2 separate regions of the Homo sapiens genome follow, and region 1 is linked to region 2. A link is an interaction called in ENCODE POLR2A ChIA-PET data of the cell type or tissue named here. Cell type or tissue: HepG2. All regions are shown on one strand. Links, peaks and the distances in the headings refer to the core of each region. The heading gives the core; the rest is flanking DNA. Region 1 overlaps LINC02363 (long intergenic non-protein coding RNA 2363). Region 2 holds the start of LINC02365 (long intergenic non-protein coding RNA 2365).

Evidence for each region. ChIA-PET counts read pairs that join two places held together with the same protein. Peaks named below come from ENCODE experiments on the same cell type or tissue, not always from the same donor. Only the 100,000 strongest peaks of a DNase experiment are listed, where the experiment ranks them.
Region 1: POLR2A ChIA-PET joins it to region 2 with 14 read pairs; 3 of 35 experiments call an interaction of 5 or more read pairs at or near these places.

What each region holds. Positions count from the first base shown.
Region 1 is chr4:184,346,581-184,351,815 of GRCh38, reverse strand. LINC02363 (long intergenic non-protein coding RNA 2363) reads left to right here. Exons shown (of 3, transcript NR_040108.1): 2 at 1,538-1,727. Among named protein-coding and RNA genes, the nearest start is that of LINC02363, 4.8 kb to the left of the region's middle. RefSeq lists enhancers at 3,919-4,268, 4,349-4,398, 4,146-4,440. In HepG2, for the core only: no CTCF peak of the experiment used is centred there; a DNase peak (open chromatin) is centred at 2,925; H3K4me3 peaks cover 1,367 bases.
Region 2 is chr4:184,623,184-184,628,677 of GRCh38, reverse strand. It overlaps CASP3 (caspase 3), which reads left to right. Exons shown (of 8, transcript NM_004346.4): 8 at 1-982. It overlaps LINC02365 (long intergenic non-protein coding RNA 2365), which reads left to right and starts at 3,806. Exons shown (of 2, transcript NR_131967.1): 1 at 3,806-3,939. RefSeq lists an enhancer at 2,452-3,033. In HepG2, for the core only: no CTCF peak of the experiment used is centred there; DNase peaks (open chromatin) are centred at 2,257 and 2,767; H3K4me3 peaks cover 3,617 bases.

The sequences.
Region 1 (5,235 bases), core at 236-5,235, 280 kb after region 2:
CCGCCTCATCGCCCATGAAAACTCTCGTTTCTGGAAAACGAAGGGTGAAAAATAATTAGCTCATGGGAAAAGTAGAGGTGGGCAGACCATTCAAAACTTAACGGAACTTATAACCAGAGCCTTGTTACTATTACCAAGAACAGTAACGATGCTAGTTGAAATATCAGTATAATCGATACAGTTAAATCTCCACTGGCGTCACATCTCCCTCCCACCGTACATCCTTTGCAGTTTTATACCCTGGGCTTCTGATTTCCTCCTTGCAAATGAAGTGTTCTTTTTTTTTTCAACTTTTATTTTAGAATTAGGGGGTACGTGGGCAAGTTTATTACAAAGCTGTAATTTCATGATGCTGAGGTTTGGAGCACACATGAATCTGTCACCCAGGTAGTGAGCATAGTACCCAATAGATAGTAGTTTTTAACCCTTAACCCCCTCTCCTTCTCCTGCTTTTTGTATTCCCCAGTATCTACTGTTCCCATTTTTTGACCATGTGTACCCAATGTTTAGCTCCCACTTACAAGTGAAAACATGCGATATTTGGTTTTCTGTTTCTGAGTTAATTAACTTAGAATAATGTCCTCCAGTGCATCCATGTTGCTGCAAAGGATGTGATCTCATTCTTTTTTATGGCTGCGTAGTATTCCACAGTGTATATGTGCCACATTTTCTTTATGACATTTCTTTCTGAGACCGACCTGCTTCATTAAAATAAAAAATACAACCTGAAGGTAGCCTGTTTGGCCAAGCATTTCTTTTTAAACACCGGGGGATACGTCTTTGCAGATTCTTCATCTTCATTTGCAACTTTCCCAGATTAAAAAAAAAAAGTCCAGTTTAAAAGTATAAAGCACTCATGGAAGACACTTCTGCTGGTAGTCCGATTTTTTTCTTAAAGTTTTCAAACAGTGCTAAAGTTTTCTATTTAATTCTGAAAACCCTACTGCTCATGGCCTCAAAATATTAATCTGCTTGGAAAAACTGATGAACAGCAAACTGTAATTGGTAGATGCCATGAGGGCTGTTGGTTTAAATGAGGGTGGGAGCAGGTTGGGGAGGCCTCTTGCTGGAGGTGGGCTCAAGCTGAGCCTGGAGAATGAGTCAGACGGGAGCTTACAGCATCACTTTCCAGGTGGAAGGAGGAAAATATGGTGCCCGATCCAACATGGGGTGTCCCTGGTGGGCTTTGTTTGGCTCAGACACCCCAGTTGGTGTAGTCCTATTGGCCAGAGCAGCCGCTCTCCCACACCCACAGCTGCTGTTGGTCCTGGGCTTGGGCCTGGAGAAGCCCCTCTTCAGGAGGCTGGGCCAGCCCTATTCTCACACCTAGAGATAGCGCAGCTCCCTCTCTTGGCGTTCAAGCCTCTTGGCCCCTAATTCCCCCTTCAAAGCAGCCTCCTGAGCTTTTGAGGGATTGTCACTCTTGGAGGAAATAAAAACGTAGAAAAATATAGCAGAGCACTCTAGGGAATATGTACTTTCTCAACTTTTCTAGCCACCATCCTTTAAGCAATTATAATGCTTCCGGCTATCACAGGACATTGAGAGGGAAAAGGCCTCATCGACATACCAACTACAGGCCAGGTGGACCTTCGGTGCACACACACCCCAGCGCCCACAGAGATCCAGGCCTCCTGTGTATGAATGTGTGCCATGAATTTAGACCTATTTCTCGCCTTCCGGGCTCTCTATTCCTCATCCTCCATCCAAGTGGCCATCTTGTGCAGGTAATTCTTTTCTCTCCCCTCACCCTTTCCCCCTGCTTCTCCCTACTCTCCCTCCCCCTGTTTCTCTCTGAGTCTCTTTCCCCCTTCTGCCTTCCAGTGCATCCTCTGCAATTTGAGGTGACCCTCTTCTCCAGCTGCTGCTGCAGAACCCCAAGTGTGGTCCCCACACCCCCTCACGGTACACTTCAGCAGGAAGGTGCTTCTGCGTCCCCCTGTCCTCATCCTCCACTGCAGCTGTCCTGCTTCATCTCTTCCTCCTGGACTCAGGTTGGCCTTGGGCCCTGCTCCAAAAGGAGCACATTCACCACAGCTTCAGACTTCCTCCTGCTGCCGCTGCTCCTCGGAAGCAAACCTGGTGACTGCTGATGTCCAGGCCTAGACCATGCCTGGCAGAGCAGCCATGGGGTGGAGAAACAAGTCCTCAAGAGGGCTGCGAGGAGAGGCACAGAGACGGTCAGGGAAACTGAGGTCACACAACTGGGAATAAGAAGGTGGGGTGCTGGGGGGCTTGTCAATGTGGTTCTTCCACAGAGGATGGAAAGCCCCTTCATTTCTGCCCAAGAAAGTATCTTCAGCATTCACCGAAATCTCCCCAAGAGGGAAGCGCCGCAGGAAGGGGAACTAGGAAGGAAATACAAGCTGGTGCTTACTCCATCCCCGTCACAAAGAGGCTCAGAGAGAGACTTGGGAACGATATGCATATGCAATTTTTTAAATCACTCATTCAAGAAATAATAATGAAAAATGAGTTATAGGCAATGGATTAGTAAGTGCTGATCAGATTGACTATGTAAGTGAATTACATTCAAATTACATGTGAAGGAGCTCTATCAAGGGCAATTATGGGTCCTTCGAGAGGCTTTAAAAAGAGGAGGGATGAAACTTGGTTAAAATGGGGGCTCGTTAAAGGCAAGAGGAGTACAGAATGGTTGAGGTAACTTTCTCTGTGCCCCACTGTCAGCCCTGCTCTGCCAAGCAGGCTTGCAGGTGGGGATATTTGCTTGCTCTGGGTTCAGCAAGTCCTTGTGCTGCCTTGCCTAACCTGCTTCCGAGGTATCGGGTTTTAAGCTGGTGTGGCAAGAATGATATTGGCCTTTGTGTTCTAAAGGAGTGGCATGAAGCACAGTGGACCTTGATCTTCAATTGACGCCACAGTCTCCCTAATCCACTGATCTCCAATCATCCCACTAGATTAGCCACCCTATCAGGCAGTATTTTTCCATGTCCCATGTGCTCAAGGACGAAGCTTTAAAAGCAAGCTTGGAAGCTTATGCGATGCAGTACAGTGTCGGGGGTTGGCAGGGGAGAGAAAAGCAAAGGACTTACATTTGTTTTAGAAATTGCTGCCAAAAGATAAGCTTGTCTGTGCAACTATATGACTTCTGACACTGAGGCAGGGAGGATTGTGAAACCAGGATAGACAGAATTTCAGCCAGCAAATAAGTACACGTTCACTTTAGCCAGGGGGTGGGGTGGGGAGGCGGCTGGGAAGGGACTGAGTTTATGAAGAGGCCTAGAGTAATAGTTTCTGAAGCATTACTTATCTAGTGCTAGGCGGCAGAGTTCATTTTGTTTGTATGCGGTGATTACTTGCAGTCTACATGCAGAAAACCAGTTTATCTAATGAAGCGCAGGACTACAAATAGAGGTTTCTTAATAGAACCAGGCGACTGCCATGGGCCTCACCCTGACCGCTGGGTCACAGAGCCTTACCATCGGGGACTAGGCTTTGGGAGGCACTGAGGCAAGTTGGAGAATTAGAAAAGGAGTCAGCCATGAGTTATGTCCTGGCTATTACCGAGAGATAATCTAAAAAATGAAAATAAAGCTGCATATCAGGAGTTGGAAGCAATGTTTTACTGAAGGGCAGTCCGGAGACATGCATTTTGTTTCCAGGTGTTCAAATGCACTTCCTCTTGCTGAGGGGGCCCGAAAGCCTCCCGCTGGCTGCTCTGGGTCCCAGGTGCGTCCAGACGTTGCCAGACACACCTCTGTCAGGTGAGGCAGGCTCCAAGGGAGGAGGCCTTGGCTTTGTTAATTTTGCAGAAGAGCAGGGACTTTCATGACAATTTTTTTGATCTAATGACAAGCTATTTCCTCTACCATTAGTGTCCCGAAGGGCAAATTCTAAAGCCAAGGCCATTTGATAAAGCCTGGGGAATTTATTGCAAGGCAGATGGACACAGCAGCAGCACATAAGAGCACACGCGTGGGGCTCCAGCCCGGCCACGGGGAGACCTTTTCTCAGCAAAGGGCAGCACTGCTCGCTTTGCTGGGGCAGCCCTCCCAGGAAGATCCCAGAAGAGATGGTCTGAGGTGTGTGAACACTGTGAATGTCATGGACAAAGCTCAGCGTGGGACCCCATGGGACTTCAGGTTATTAAGATGTAAATGTTGGCCAAAAGCTTATGTGTGAATTTTATTTTTAAGTTGTGACTTCCTTCCTCTCTGCCTGGGCCAGTGCACAAGCAGGAGGAGGGAGAGTCGGTATTACTCTGCAAGAGCTGTTTCTCCAGGTTTCTGGGTGTGTTCTTGAGTGAATAGAAATCTGACACCACTGAGAATTCACTGACAAAGGCTTTCCGTCTGCAAGGCAGTGTGTCACGCACTGGCCCTGACCAATCCCATTTGGAGCTGAAGACTCCAGAACATGGCGGAAGGTCATTTCTGCAGCAGTGTTAGCTGTTCCACAGCTCAAAGAGGAACTAAAATTAAAGACAGGAAAGCAACATTGTGAAAATGCCTATGGCAGCCACTGAGAGTTACAAAACAGCCTCAACTATCTCCTAAGAAATGATCACTGGGGATGCATGTTTTCAAACTCTCATTGGATGCCCTGTATGCACCTGTTGTAAAGTCGAGAAATCACACCAGCACCAGCACTGCTTTCCTGATCACCTGTTGAAAATGTAATGGACACGAAATACCAAAAACGGGATTAAATTCCCCACCAAGAGGACATCCTTTTCGTGTCAGCGGCTTCCCAGTAGCAGTTTTTCACAAAATCGTGTTTAAAAACATTTTTCTATAGGCAATATTCACCTAGAATGGAAAACGTGGCTAGAATAGCTTATTTTATGATCTTAGATTTTCTCTGTGTTGGTGTGTCTCTCCTCCCATTTCTGAGTTCTGTTTGGCTTAAATGTGTAATGATCTGACCACTGAGCTTTGTCACAGAACTAGGGTAGGAGGACAAAATATTGAGTTAGGAGAAGTTTTCAACCAGCAATTTCCCAATAGTACATGATTTCCTTTTTTGTCTTCTTTTTCTTCTTCAGAGGAGAGCAGGGTACATTCTGGAGTGAGGACATGACTACAAGTTGTAGGCAGGAAATACTGTTTCATGACACCAAATTTTAAAAGAAAGAGACTTTAGAAAATGGTCATATTTTGGCCGGGCACAGTGGCTCATGCCTGTGATCCCAGCACTTTGGGAGGCCGAGGTGGGAGGATCACTTGAGGTCAGGAGTTTGAGACCAGAGACATGGTGAAACCTCGTCTCTATTAA
Region 2 (5,494 bases), core at 289-5,288:
TTTTATGTGAGAGAAAGTGTGAGCAAACTAACTTGACTTTTAAGGCTAAAACTTAACATTCATAGAGGGGTGGAGTTTTAACTGTAAGGTGCTACAATGCCCCTGGATCTACCAGCATAAATATCTTCTGATTTGTCCCTATGCATATCAGTTGAGCTTCATATACCAGCAATATATCTGAAGAGCTATTATATAAAAACCCCAAACTGTTGATTATTAGCCAGGTAATGTGAATAAATTCTATAGGAACATATGAAAATACAACTTAAATAATAAACAGTGGAATATAAGGAAAGCAATAAATGAATGGGCTGAGCTGCCTGTAACTTGAGAGTAGATGGTTTGAGCCTGAGCAGAGACATGACTCAGCCTGTTCCATGAAGGCAGAGCCATGGACCACGCAGGAAGGGCCTACAGCCCATTTCTCCATACGCACTGGTATGTGTGGATGATGCTGCCAGGGCGCCATCGCCAAGTAAGAAAGTGAAGCAAATCAGAAACTTGTGAAGTGGAAATGTTCTAAAGGTGGTGAGGCAATAAAAATCATAGTACTCTTTGTAGCAAAATTCTTAAGTATGTTATTTTCTGTTGAAGTTTACAATCAAAGGAAAATAGTAATGTTTTATACTGTTTACTGAAAGAAAAAGACCTATGAGCACATAGGACTCTAGACGGCATCCAGCCGGAGGCCAGAGCTGAGCCCTCAGCCCGGGAGGCAGGCTCCAGGCCTCAGCAGGTGCGGAGCCGTCACTGCACCAAGTCTCACTGGCTGTCAGTATGACATTTCACGGGAGATTTCTTGTTGCTCAAAAAATGAGCTCGCATTTGTCAATGACAGTTTCTTTTTTCTTACTAGACCTGTAACTTTTGTAAATACACATAGCATGTAATGGTATCTTAAAGTGTGTTTCTATGTGACAATTTTGTACAAATTTGTTATTTTCCATTTTTATTTCAAAATATACATTCAAACTTAAAATTACCAATGTCTTTGAGTTTTTTGTTGCTGTTGTTTTTGATGTTGTGCCACTAATTGGAAGTTAAAATGTTTTTAATCAGAAGCTTGATTTGGAAGAGTCAAAGAGGAAGCACCAGAACCCTAGCCTAGTTTTTTGAGGTGGTGGCAGTTAGATCAGGGCAGACAGATCGCTTATGCTTCCCAAGTCCTCGCAGAAGTTCCTGACCCTGAAATGACCACAATGCCAGGAAGATACTTTGTTTGCATAGATCTCAGGCCTTAAATATGACCATATGTGTGAATTTGAAACTTTTTCCACAAGATAAGTGTCTAATGGGAAGAACAACCTAAGAGGATATACAACAAGCCGTTGATGTTTACTGATGGCCTCCTCTGGGCGCTGGGATTTTGACAGAGGAATTTGCTGTCTTTTTACTTCATATGCTTAGAAAAGGAATATAGGAAAGTGGGGTTGTGGGTGGTTTTAAATTTCTTCCAATATTTCTGTAATGAAAATATATTACTTTTAAATCAGAAACAAAATAAATTGTCCTAACTAGGAAAAGGAGACTTCTGTTTCTGAGGAGTAGAGAGTAGCATAAATGAGTTCTTTAAGGCCATATGAAAGCGGTGGTTCTATAGTGTTGAGGAAAATCTGGCTTATTCTAGTCTCCCTGTTAAGTAAAGAGGTTTCAGATACAAAGGAAAAGACCAGCAACCCAATAGGAAAATGAGCCAAGGACATGAACAAACAGTTCACAGAAAAAAGAAAACCCAAATGTCCCTTAAATTCAATAAACAGCTTGATCTGCATCATAATAAGAGAAATGCACATTAAAGTATCTGTCGTCTATCAGACCGGCAAAAACCCCAGTTTGGTGACATATTCTGTTGGCAAGATGTGGGAAATGTATACTCTCCCGTTGGTGGGAGTATGATACGGTAAAATACTCTGTGGAGGGGAATCTGACAATACCTATCAAATTATTCTTTGAAGTAGCAGTCCCATTTCTTGGAATCCAGCCTACCCATACACCTGTGTGTGTACAAAATTATATATGAGCTTTTCATCACAACGTTGTTTTGGTGTTAAAAAATGGCAGCAACTCAGCTGTGAAGTGTTCCGGGAAGTCAGGGACCCCGAACGGAGGGACCTGCTGAGGCTCTGACAGAGGAACATAAATTGTGAAGATTTCATGAACCTTTATCACTTCCCCAGTCAATACTCTTGTGGTTTCCTATGCCTGTTTTTGCTTTGATCTCTTGGTCCCGTCATCTTCGTAAGCTGAGGATGTCTGTCGCCTCAGGACCCTGTGATGATTGTGTTACCTGCACAAATTGTTCATAGGGCATGTGTGTTTGAACAGTGTGAAATCTGGGCACCTTAAGAATAGGATAATAGCGATTTTTCAGGGAACAAAGGAAATAGCCTTAAAGTCTGGCTGCCTGTGGGCCGGGCAGAACAGAGCCATATTTCTCTTATTACCAAAAATGGGTAAGAGAAATATCACTGAATTCTTTCTCCAGTAAGGAATATTAATAATTAACAGCCCTGGGAAAAGAATGCATTCTGGGGAGGGGAGGGGGCCTCTGAAATGGCCGCTCTGGGGGTGTCTGCCTTATGCAGTTGCAGATAAGGGATGAAACACACCCTGGCCTCCTGCAACGCCCCCAGGCTTGCTAGGATTAGGAAATTCCAGCCTGGCAAATTCTAGTCAGACCAGTTCTCTGCTCTTGAACCCTGTTAAGATGTTTATCAATGACAATGTGAGCACAGTGGGACATAGAAGTTCATTAGTGATTCCAGTTTTGCCCTGACCTTGTGATCTCACCCTGACCTTCTGCCTTGTGATCTTTCGTCACCCTTGAAGCATGTGATCTCTGTGACCCACACCTTATTTGTACACTCCCTCCCCTTTGAAAATTGCTAATAAAAACTTGCTGGTTTTACGGCTCAGGGGGCATCACGGAACCTGCCGACATGTGATGTCTCCCCCGGACACCCAGCTTTAAAATTTCTCTCTTGTACTCTTTCCCTTTATTTCTAGACCGGCCAACACTTAGAGAAATAGAAAAGAACCTATGTGAAATATCGGGGGCTGGTTTCCCCTGATAGTGAAGGAGACAGGTTAGATACACTGGAGCTTCCACACAGGAGAGAGGGAAGGAGCTGGAGAAGAAGGTGAGTTGGAAGATTTGGGGGTTTTGTTTTTAAGTGAGAGAGCTTTGAATAGGTTTAATGCTGATGGTGGGGATCCAGTTAAGAGAAACACTGAAAATTAACTAGAGGGAAAGGTAACTGACAGTATAGAGTTCCTAAGAACCCAAGCAGTAAATTCTAGCCTAGCTGGGGGTGGAGTGTGAAGAAGTGAAGAACCTTTTTTATTTTTTTTTTAATGGGCTGGGTGTGAAGCTACATTTGTAGTTTTGTGGCAGGAAGTTCCCTTACTGTAACTTCTATATTTTCTGTGAAGCAGAAGACAAGAACTCTGTTCAAAGTTAGGGAGATGATAGATTGAGGGCTAGAAGAGTAAGGCAGGCTTGAAACAATCATTGTCACGAATGGGAGTTGACCAGAGATTAGTAACGTTGCTGGGCCATGTGTAGGGGCCCATTTGAAACCAGCGATTACAAATGTGCAGTGGTTCCAGGCCGTGCGGCTGTGTGAATCTACCTGATGACCCTCGGCTGCTTGGGTACTGCCATGGATAGCGCATGTGTTGGCTTTGTCCAGCTTTGGGCTTTTTCCCACATTGATTTTAAAAAGACAGGAGCCACAGATTTTGGAGTACTGCAAAATGACTTTCCAAATTGATGAACCATGGACTCCAAGCTGGATAGACACAGAAATGAAAAGAAGGGACTAATAGGGAATAAGACGTGTGATCCATGGCCCGATGGCCCTGATGGACGTGAAGATCCACTGTTGTGGGAGGAGTGGAACACTAACACTGAATGATGGAGGCTGTGGTCAGAAACAGGTAAGTGATGGAGGCTGTGGTCAGAAACAGGTCAATGATGGAGGCTGTGGTCAGAAACAGGTCAATGATGGAGGCTGTGGTCAGAAACAGGTCAGTGATGGAGGCTGTGGTCAGAAACAGGTCAGTGATGGAGGCTGTGGTCAGAAACAGGTCAGTGATGGAGGCTGTGGACAGAAACAGGTCAGTGATGGAGGCTGTGGTCAGAAACAGGTCAGTGATGGAGGCTGTGGTCAGAAACAGGTCAGTGATGGAGGCCGTGGTCAGAAACAGGTTGAATTGGAGGGGCACACATTTGGTCATGAAAATGGTGGGACTAAGAAGAATGAAGTGGCATGCAAGAGACCATTATAGAAATGATGTGGAACTCAGGGTGAGGATGTTGGGTGTGTGCTCTTCTGTATGGACATTGACTTTATGCTAAAATGAGATTCACTATGTGGGAACAGTAATAAAATAATGTGGCTGGGCGTGGTGGCTCACACCTGTAATCCCAACACTTTGGGAGGCTGAGGCGGGCGGATAGCAAGGTCAGAGTTTGAGACCAGCCTGGCCAACATGGTGAAACACATCTGTACTAAAAATACAAAAATTAGCCGGGCATGGTGGTGGGCACCTGTAATCACAGCTACTGGAGAGGCTGAGGCAGGAGAATTGCTTGAATCCGGGAAGTAGAGGTTGCAGTGAGCCAAGACCATGCCTTTGCACTCCAGCCTGGGCGACAGAGCGAGACTCTGTCTCAAAAAAAAAGATAAGGTGACATAACTTAGTTGTGTTTACAAACTTTTGATTTTATGGATTTGAAAAAAATCCATCATTCATTTTTGCCAGATTTTTTAAAGCTATCACCCATTATTCATAACAAGAAAGACATTTTAACTCCCACCTCCTCATTTCCCTCTCAACCCCAAAATAAGTAGGGACATAATCCCAGATTAAAGGATAATACTTCCAAGGAAAGGCTTGTCACACATGCACACACACACATTCCTCAGGATCTAACATTTTGCAAGTTGAAACCGCATTCGGGAAGCAATACTCTAATCCACTAAAATAAAATTTCACTTAACACTTGAAATAAACTTGAACTCAAAAAATTTCTCTCCTTGGTGAGACTCAGGCAGTGAGAAGCAGCTGTGACTAGAAATGGCACTGATCTGTCCGTTAGAAACTTTTTAATAAAACATGCTTGTTGTGCCCTTTATTATGTCATCATTATCAGTAAGATGTCAGAACTTTCCATAGATTAAATAAATACTCCAATTTAAGTCATTTCTTTTCAGATTTGTCTGAATTTCAGTTGATCCAGAGCAAGAAAAAGTAAGTGTTCACATGTGAAAGTCTGTGGGTCCATTGCATAGACAATTAAGAAATAATAGATAACAGATTCAAGTCAAATGCAGTACGCATGTGGGTGTGTGGCCTAGGATATTTGGATTCCAGCCTGTTAAGCCACTGATAAAGTGATCTTGGCCAAATTACAACTTCTGTTGTCTACATTTGAAGACTCAGGCCCTTTCAGCTCTAATATTGTATATAAAAGTAAAAGGCGGCCAGG